2 separate regions of the Homo sapiens genome follow, and region 2 is linked to region 1. Evidence: chromatin loops called from intact Hi-C (ENCODE). Cell type or tissue: PC-9. All regions are shown on one strand.

Region 1 (5,000 bases):
TCGTTCATGCAACAAATATTTACTGCTTTTGTACTAATTTTATTATACCCTCCCTTGGCATTTATAGACAACCCAGATCAAGGGTTTTACAGTCCAGCTTGGGTCTGCAGGGCATCCTCTGCAGTTGCCAGTCCTCTAGAGGCTCAGGAAGTGGGCGTTCCAGAAGCAACGACTGCCTTCAGTGACAGCATGAGCTGCCCAAAGGCTTCCAAGCACCTTAAAACCTATTCTCTTCTGAAGAGCCTTCCAAGTTGTGGATCTTGGAACTCTCTGTCCCTTGTTTTTATTCTGCAGATACATATTCAGACCTGTTTTTGTTATCTCAGATCCTAAGCCTCTGATTCAAAAGGACAGAGCCTATGGAATAATCATTCAAAAAGGGAAAGTTGAAAGCAGTATCTAAATCCAAGGCATTAAAGTGGCCACGCTATCAAAATCTTTGGCCCACTAAGTTCACTTTTAAGAATTTGTCTTACAGATTCACACACACAGAAAGACACACACACACACACACACACACACACACACAATGTGCATACATATATATACATATGTATATTTTAGCTATATTTATAATAGAAAAAGATTGGAAATCTAAAAATATCTCAGTAGGAAACTGGTTCAAACAATGTGCAACCATACAGAACAATCCTATTCAGCCTTAAAAACAAAAAGGAAACAATAATATATAAAAAGATATAATGTTAAAAGAGAAAAGCAAAGTACAGAACAATGTATCTAGTATGCTACCATTTCTGTAAAAAAAAAAAAAAAAAGAGGACTGCATATTTTCTTGCATGTGCATAAGACATCTCTAGAAAGCTTCACTAAGAATTGGTAGAAACTGGTTGCCTCCAAGAACTCAATGGCTGGAAAGTTGTGGCGGCAGGAAGACTTTTTGCTGTATATTCTTTTGTGCCTTATGAATAATAAACCATGATAATATACTGCTTAAAAATAAAATATTTTATAATGTAAATAAACAAAGTAAAGGTATTATGATGATATTATTGCAGTTGCTGTAAAACAGCCAAAATGCAATTGAACACCTAATAAAAATAATCTGGTGATAACTATAATACGCATCTGGACTTTTCTCCAGATAGGCCCATTTTACAGATTTAAAAACATAAATGGAAAGGTGAGAGGACTCACTCAAGATCCCACGGTGAGCCATTAACAGTTTTAACTGTACTTTGGTAATCAGCCCTTCACAAATCCAGATGGAATTCAGTTTGACTCTGACTTTTGTGTTTCAATTGTGTGGCCTTGGGAGAACCCCTTTTCCTCCCTGAACTAAGTGTCCTCATCTATATAATAATAACATTGGACTAGGTAAGCTTTAAGGTTGATTTTATGACATCTTGAACTTTAGGTCAAGAAAGGTAAAACAATATTTCAGGCTTCTTTTTTTTTTCGTGATAACAATTTGCCCCAATCCTTCACACAACCCCTCATCTGTTCCCTGATGAGAATGAATCAACATGCTCACAAAAGCAGAGCTTTGTATCCGTAACAAAAACCTCTGCTCTTCTTGTTGTAAAAACTCCCGAGAAAAGGGATGTGAGTGCTGAGCATTTCAATAAGACACAGAGATGCAGGATAATCTGTTCAACAGAAAGGAAAGCTATTAATAAAACCCTTGAAGGTACACAGGAAGATGGAGTGATAGCTTTTAATTACTGAGTCTCTTAGTCATCTTCAAATGAAGATTTAAAGATGTTGTGCATCTGACACAGAGGTTCAAAGCAAAGGTCCAAAGCAAAATTAAGTTTAGGCCCTAAGAAATAAGACAAAAGATAAGTATTAAATGAAAACAGAAAATTATTCCCATAGTTTAGGTCCTTATTGATGGTCCCTGTAACAATTTGTTAGTTGGGAGAGCATGTCCACACTAGAAAAGTAACAAATTTCATCCAGACAAAGCATTTAGTGTTGTGTCCAATAAGCCTAAAATAAAGATTATTGTACACTTCAGTGAAGACACATGCATACATTGAGTCATAGGAATTGGAGAAAAAAGTGAGTAGTTCACATAAATAAAACAGTTGGTGTTAGTTTCATCCGGTTGAGCCAAGCATTTCAGGGACAGCTGAGAAGAGCAGAAACTGAAGAAAGGAAGAGATTGCTTCAATGGGTCCCTGACTCACTTGATCAGATCTCTTTGCTCAGAGATGATTCATTCCACACTGATTTGCTGCTCACCTAATACGCTCAGATGTTGTTCAGAGCACTGGAATGCAGAGGTGAACACCACCCAAGCAAGGTCCCTGATCTCACAGACATCACATTCCAGGGAGAGAAGACATTCAGTCAACCATTAGTCTTTTGGTTTTTTCTTTTCACAAATAGTTTTTGAATGCCTACTGTGTACCAGACACTATTCTAGGCCTGGCAGACAGTAGCAAACATGGCAGAGTCCCTCCTGCCACAGGGCTTACATTCCAGTAGGGAAAGAAAAGCAACAAACAAGCAGGCAAATAAATAACTCTGGACAGTGCATATTATGAAGAAAAGAAAACAGAGTCTGGAACAGATACTGATGTGGAGGAGCGAGGAGGTCTTTTAGAAAGAGAGGTCCAGGAAGGCTTTAATGAGAAGGTGACATTTGTGCAGCTCTCAAATGATGAGAAGCAGCCAGCCGTGGGAGGATCCCAGAGAAGACGATTCCACACCGAGGAAGCATGAGAGTGAAGCCCTGAAACAGGAGCAAGCCTAGCATGTTTAGCAACCGTAAGAAGGGCTGTGTGGCTGTAGCCCAGAAAACAGCAAAAGAGTGGAAGGGCACAGGCCAGCGAGGTGGATGAAGCCCGGGCCATCCAGGACATTTACATCATAGTAAGAAATTTGGTTGAGTTGAAATACATTGGGTGGTCATTGGAGGACTTGAAGGAGGAGAATAATATTTGATCTACATTTCTTTTCTTTTCTTTTCTTTTCTTTTTTGAGACGGAGTCTCGCTCTGTCGCCCAGGCTGGAGTGCAGTGGCGCGATCTTGGCTCACTGCAAGCTCCGCCTCCCGGGTTCACGCCATTCTCCCGCCTCAGCCTCCCGAGTAGCTGGGACTAAGGGGGCCCGCCACCACGCCTGGCTAATTTTTTGTATTTTTTAGTATAGACGGGGTTTCACCGTGTTAGCCAGGATGGTCTCGATCTTCTGACCTTGTGAGCCACCCGCCTCGGCCTCCCAAAGTGCTGGGACTACAGGCGTGAGCCACCGCGCTCGGCCTGATCTACATTTCTAAAAGATGGCTGTTGGGGAAGAATCAGCTATGGCGGGATAAATGTGGATTATGAGAGAAACCAATTAGCAAGCTAGAACAGCAGCATCACTGAAAGATGATGGTGGCTGAAATAAACATGGTAGCGGTGGAGGGCCTAAGGAGTGGAGAGATAGACGATACATTCTGAAGGGTGCACCAAGAAGAATCCTGGTGATGGTAGGATGTATTGGGTAAAGACAAGAGATCAAAGATGAGTTCTAAAACAACATGAAAAGAAAACCCGATTAAAAAATGGGCAAAGGACTTGAGGAGATATTTCTCCAAAGAAGATATACAAATGGCCAACAAGCATATTAAAAGATGCTTAATATTGCTAATCATTAGAGAAATGCAAATCAAAACCACAATGAGGTATCACCTCACACTATTAGAATGGCCACTATTAAATAAATAAATAAATAAATACATAAATAAATAAAACCCAGAAAATAACAAGTGTTGGTGAGGATGTGAAGAAATTGGAACCCTTGTGCACTGTTGATGGGAATGTAAATAGTACAGCTTCTGTGGAAAACAGTAAGGTCATTGTAAATCATCAGGAAGACTGGCCGGAGAAGCAGTGGGATCCTCAGAGTCTGTGTAGAATTGACCAGAGAAAACCACAGATTGAAGAAAAGAGCTGCCACTTGGAGGAAAATTCCCGCGTGAGTTATAAGCTCTGTGGCAGACCTTGCTCAGTGGGGCTGGAACCATGAGAGCCAACTTTAACTACCTGCTGGGCCCAGTGGGTGAGCCATCTTATGATAGTACCTTTCAGAAAAGAGCTTCCCTGCTCCCCTGCTTCTCCTCTCTCTCTCCACTCCCTGAACCAACTGCCAGATGCTGGAGGGTAGGTGAAAGCATGACGTAGGGTAGGGTAGGGAGAGAAGTGCACAAGCCCCTGACCACTGGCCAGCCACATCCACTGCAAGAAGCCAGATTACAGCAAGCTCCGGCTAGGGTAGGGAGAAGACGTAACTATAAATCAAGGTCAGACTTTTATCACTACATGAGACCAGGTATTTTAACTTTGGACTATAGGTTTTTGTTGTTGTTGTTGTTGTTTATTATTACCTAAGAGTGATCACAAAAGTCATGGGACCACAGGAATTTCCATCCTGGGGTAGACAACCCTCTGAATACATTTTGAAGGGCTATGAGGAGATAAAAATAGTTACTTCCTAATTAAACCCCAAATGTTTGTTCAACAACTCATTACTTAGTTTTTGGCCTGAGCAACTATGTGAATGAGGGTGTGATGGACTGAAATAGGAAGATTTGGGAAAAGCAGGCTTGGGGTAGGGAAGGAGCTCAGGAGTTCTCCTTTGGACATGTTAGGTTGGGGTGCCTCTAAGCCAAGTGGACATGTCAGGTAAATCAGTCTGAAACTCAGGGGAGAGGAATACTTTTTTAAAAAAATACTCATTTTCATAGAAGAGTGGAGGGGAAGATGAGGAATGTAGACAATTATTTTGCAGAGCAGTAAAGCATTAGGGAGAATGAATGACTAGGAAGTGGGAAGCAGGCTTTACAGGAAAGTGAGAGGTCAAAGACAGAGAGGAATGCTTTTGAGAATCATTAGCCTAGAGATAGAATTTAAAGCCACGTGACCAGATGATACCAACTAGGGAGAAGACATAGCTAGAGAAGACAGCCAGAGACTAGTCTCTGGGGCACTTCTCATTCATGGCTAGAAGTCAAACAGAGAATGAGGTTTGAGCAGAGGAGACTGAGCAAG
Region 2 (5,000 bases), 210 kb before region 1:
TTAAAATCCTAAACTTCTGCCTCCTCTAAGTCATGAACCTGGAAGCTGTCAGGAACTGTGAAGGCAATGAGATTTTACCCTACCTGCAAGCCAACAAGTCAGCCTGCCTGTTTCATGGATGCTGACAGGAGGCGTGAGAGACTCCCGAATCCGAGACAAAGGACTTTATTATCACAGCAACAGCAATAGCCAGACAATCAAGGTTTTTGCACCAGTGCCCTCAGCCTCAGTTTCCACAGGACCACATGAAGAGGGCCAGGTAATACTGTATATGCAGTGGGTTGCATTACAGAACAGCAATGCTTAGCTTGGGGAACCTGTTGTAAGTAAGCATACCGATATGGTTTGGCTGTGGCCCCACCCAAATCTCATCTTGAATTGTAGCTCCCATAATTCCCATGTGTTTTGGGAGGGACCCAGTGGGAGATAATTGAATCATGGGGATGGTTTCCCCTCATATTTTTCTTGTGGTAGTGGATAAGTCTCATGAAATCCGACGTTTCCCCTTTTGCTTGGCTCTCATTCTCTCTCTTGTCTGCTTCCATGTAAAACGTGCCTTTTGCCTTCTGCCATGATTGTGAGGCTGCCCCAGCCACGTGGAACTGTGGATCCATTAAACCTTCTTTTCTTTATAAATTATCCGGTCTCAGGTATGTCTTCATCAGCAGTGCGAAAGTACACTAATACACATGCCCACCTTTGTTCCAATGGGAGACACTCTCTCTGTCTCCCAAGAATGTTTGTTATGCAAAGATAACACAGAACAAAAGGCAGACAGTGCCTCTGCTTGCAAGACATGCAGAAATGAGAGAGGGCCATGGGGAATTGTCCTCTAACAAAACCTGTGTCCCCTAACAGAAGCTGAGTGTGAAATGCGCACCTTTGTCTCACTCTGCCCTCCTGATACCAAACGTCAGTACTGAGTGTCCAGTCAGAGCCCTGACCTGGTCCCTCCTGAGGTCTCCCTCCCAGTGAATGGCAGGACCCAGAGTGGCACTACTCACCCCACCTGTGAAGGGGGCATAATGACAGGAACTAGCTCACAAGGTTGTTGAGAAAATGAACTGAGTTTTTCCTGTGAAGTACTGAGGCAAGTATACAGCGAGTGCTATGTGTGTTAGCAAAATCAAGGAAGGAATGAAAAAGGAGAAGGAACAAGGACAGATATACAGAAGTAGAAGAAGGCTGAGCACCTAGACCAGAAAAGCCTGGCCCTACTCAGGAACAAGGAACAGAGTTACAGCTGTGAAACATCAGAGAACATCATTACCTACACAGCCCTGCTTTCCCCAGGCTCCAACAGGGCCACTTAGGCAGATGTCATTTCCTACCTTATTGACTCTGGTCTTCATCCCAAATCTGCACTCGCAGACAGGGATGTGATGACACCCACGTGGCTGAAGATGGCTCCAGGCTCCAGTGGTACTGACTTGGGACAAATTACCCACTAAAAACCTGAGATGAATGAAGCATTTTGGAATTTTTCCAAATGCAAAATAAGTACCAAGGCCATATCGATGCTACTATTCCTACTATCGTGTAGAGATTGATTTGCTCTCTTCAGCAGGCATCTCCCGGATCAAATCATTGGAAGATCACAGTGGCATTAATAAAAACAGCCACTGCCATGAGCTGAGCCTGATAATTAACGTGCCATGCTGAGCTGGGCTTTGCATGCCTGCTCCCATTTGATCTCCACCATAAATCCAGGGACAGCTATTATCATTATTATCCCCATTTTACAGCTCATAAAGCTAAAGTTCGTGGCACTGAGGTAACTTGCCTCAAGTACTAAGCTCAGATATAAACCAACATCTCAGATGTCTGACCGACCCCAAAGCCCAGGCTCTACCACACTGCATTATTCTGCTACAAGGAGCCTTGGAATTCACCTACCCCCTCCTGTCTGACATACAGAGAACAGCAATGCATGGGCTGAGCCCAAGGAAGTGCCTGGAACTGAAACTCTTTACTCTGGATTCAGACCCCTGTCTCTCGTCCTTTGTTCCCTGATAGTTTCATCAGGGCTTTGTGAGAAACAAACACAAAGCGACAGAAAAACACAGAGAAAATTAAGAAGGCGTGGTTGGCAGTCGGGGTCAGGTGGGGGCCACAGCAGTGGGGCGGGGTGGGGGGTGTCTGGCTGGGTGTGATATCTCCAGCCCAGGCAAGTCCAGGAATTCCAAGGTCAGTTAGACCAGCAATGTCCACCAGGGGGTGCTAGGAATGTGTTAATTGATTAACTAACTCAGCCTCCCCCATCCAAAGCTATTGGGACACACTGGTCCATAGACGCTCTTACCTTAACAAGGATTTCCCAACAACTGGTTTCCATAGGTACCACAGGGGACACACAGGTAACTGTAGAAGGCACACAGATAAATTTACGGAAAAATTCTTAGTAATGATGCGTGTCCCAAGACAATGTTGTTTTCTTCTAGCTGCACTGCACAAAGGAGGGAACTGCTTTCTGAGTAAGATAAAAATATTTTCCTTGGTTAGACAGTGAGGGATTCTTTGGCTTGTTAACTTACACAATATAGCTTCTAAGGGAAGTGCTGGGAGACCCAGGTTATTTCTCTCCCGGCCCATGTCAACACGAGGTTTCTGCTGACCCAGGTGCCCTGCCAAGTCCTCTTAGCAGGTCCTGGACCCCCAAGGCTGCTGCAAACCCAGAAAGTGTGCACAGACCTGTGTTTCTCTAGGGAGAGAGGAAGACGGGGAGCCCAAGTGGATTGTTTCGAAGCTCCTAGAAAACGACCCTTGATAGAAGGATACAGGGGATGTTACATCTTTCAAGAGCCTCGTGTTCTTCTCAGCAACTTCAGGTCATTGAATCCTTGTCCATTGGGATCAGGCAGCCATCTGCCACAGATCCATGGGGCAGGAATGCCATCGCCATCTTCATGAAGCATGTCCCCCTTTCCCTTGGCGCTGTGTATAGCACAGCCCCACAGCCCACACAGTCATGCTTGGAGGCCCCAATTTGGAGCATTCATTTATCCATCTGCTCTTTCAACAAAATTTCTGAGCAATTTTTTTTTACCACATTTATGCCTTTAAAAAGCATGTATCCAAAAGTGTAGGGGGGCACAAAACAGCTTTGAACCAAGAAAATGCACCCCATTTTGAGAAACTCGACCATCTCATTTCATGGATGAGGAAAAGATCTTCAGAAGCTATGTACACAGTGAAGATTACAAACCTGGAGGACAGCAGAGCTGGGTCTAAGGCCCAGATCCGGCTCCCAGCTCGGTGCTTTGACATCCTCACCATGCTGCCTTCCAACGGGCCCTTGGCCCTCACAATATCTCTCATCTATGGAAAGGAATCACAATCCTTGCTCCCACTTAACAAAAAAGCAAATTAAGGCATACAGAAGACAACCTAAACAGGTCATTAAGATCAACACCAACCCAGCTCAAACGTTTCTCAAGAAAGGCATCTCCCGATTCCTGCAAGTTATTTCTGGATTTGAATCCTCATCCAAGGCATGGAGCTTTAATTCTCTCTGGCATCTGGCCCCTGCAGACCCCTCCCTTAAAAATGCCTTCCTTAAGAATCACCCTCACACAAGAACAATCCCTGCTGTCTACACCCACTTCTTTTCCACCGAATTTTCTGCTTCATGTTTAACTGCAGGAGTCCTTTTGTGTCAATGTTGTAGAATATTTATTATTAAAAAAGGTGACATGTTGACTGCAATTATTTTGGGATGGGTATATTTCAGTTGCCGTGAAAGAAAGAAGAAAAAGAGAAAAGGAAGAAAAAAAAGGAAAATGGATGAAAGAAATGAATTGGAAGAAAAGGAAGATAAAGAAGAAAACAGGGTAGAAGGGGAAGAGAGAAGAAAGGAGAAGCAAGGAAGGAGGTAGAGAGGGAGAATGTCCAGCTAAAGAGGACCCTCGGTCATCTTTTAATTTTCGCAGATCAGCCAAAGACAACCATGTTAATTAGCATAGTCTGTTGACACAGGGAGAGGTTCATTCTGCAGTCTCTGTCCCTCAGTGTTTGGACCCGAAACTCAAAATTTAATGCAACTTCCACAACATCCTTATTTGGAAGAAAAGGTAGTCTGACTCAGACTCAAGTCTTAGTTAAGAAAAAATAAGTAAATCTTGTTTTCAATGAATGTCATTGTAGGGAAAGACCACAGAGGTCACTAAGGGAGCCCTCAAAACCTTCTGCAACCCAAAGTCCCCCCCGTTCACCAACGCAAAAGCCAAACACACAAAACATGCCTTTCATGTCACTTCAAACGTCTTAACAAATTAAATATCATTACTCAAAACAAAGCAAGGCTGTGGCAATGTTAGATGAAAATAGTTCATTTTCCCTAAAAATAGAATCTTTATTTTAGTCACAAGGTCTCAATCTGCTTGTCTGCCCTGGTTCCTCTTTCCTGGTCAAAGTGGCCATTAGAACACAATGAAGATCATTTTCAACATCAAAGTTGTTGCCAGCTTTTTTTAATGTTGATAAAAATGAGAAATGATGTTCACTACATGTTTACTTGTGTTCAGAGGATCAAGGAGATTATTTACTCCCAAAAACCTTGAAAGCCCACTTGATTAAGTTGTCTTAGACTCAAGCTTGAGCTCCCAAAACACCTCTGAGAGATCTGGCAAAGACTGAACATGTGAGAAAGGGTTTCCTTATGGAGTTTCAAATGTGCTTTTCAGACAAAATATCAGAAAAATATGGATTTCTTAAATTCATTTTGCAGACATATTAGAAGAAACTGCTTTTTACTTTTTTTCTCCTTAAGAGCAAGACCACCAAATCTAAACACTAAAAAGAAACGTTTAGCACTAATATAATGTATTTTTAGATAAATGTGGGCTATAATTTCCTGATGTAAGCAATGCTGAGAAACAAGATGGATATTTATTTCTTGAAGTTTCACAATCAATATATTCAAAAGTTCAAATGTATCTGCTAAGTACACCAAGTATCTTAGGCTGGGCTCCTGAGATGCAGACCGTCAGGGAAGAAACACC

Evidence for each region. A loop is a pair of places that touch in the nucleus more often than their neighbours do. Peaks named below come from ENCODE experiments on the same cell type or tissue, not always from the same donor. Only the 100,000 strongest peaks of a DNase experiment are listed, where the experiment ranks them.
Region 2: a loop joins it to region 1, with 10 times the contacts of the local background. A loop is called at or near these places in 1 of 110 quality-filtered maps.

Annotation. Positions count from the first base shown.
Region 1 is chr3:8,867,675-8,872,674 of GRCh38, forward strand. No RefSeq gene overlaps it. Among named protein-coding and RNA genes, the nearest start is that of RAD18, 93 kb to the right of the region's middle. RefSeq lists an enhancer at 1,676-2,875. In PC-9, no CTCF peak of the experiment used is centred here; a DNase peak (open chromatin) is centred at 2,167; H3K27ac peaks cover 2,617 bases.
Region 2 is chr3:8,661,442-8,666,441 of GRCh38, forward strand. It overlaps a transcript of SSUH2 not described here. Among named protein-coding and RNA genes, the nearest start is that of SSUH2, 19 kb to the left of the region's middle. RefSeq lists a silencer at 2,148-2,237. In PC-9, a CTCF peak has its summit at 2,195 (motif pointing right); a DNase peak (open chromatin) is centred at 2,270.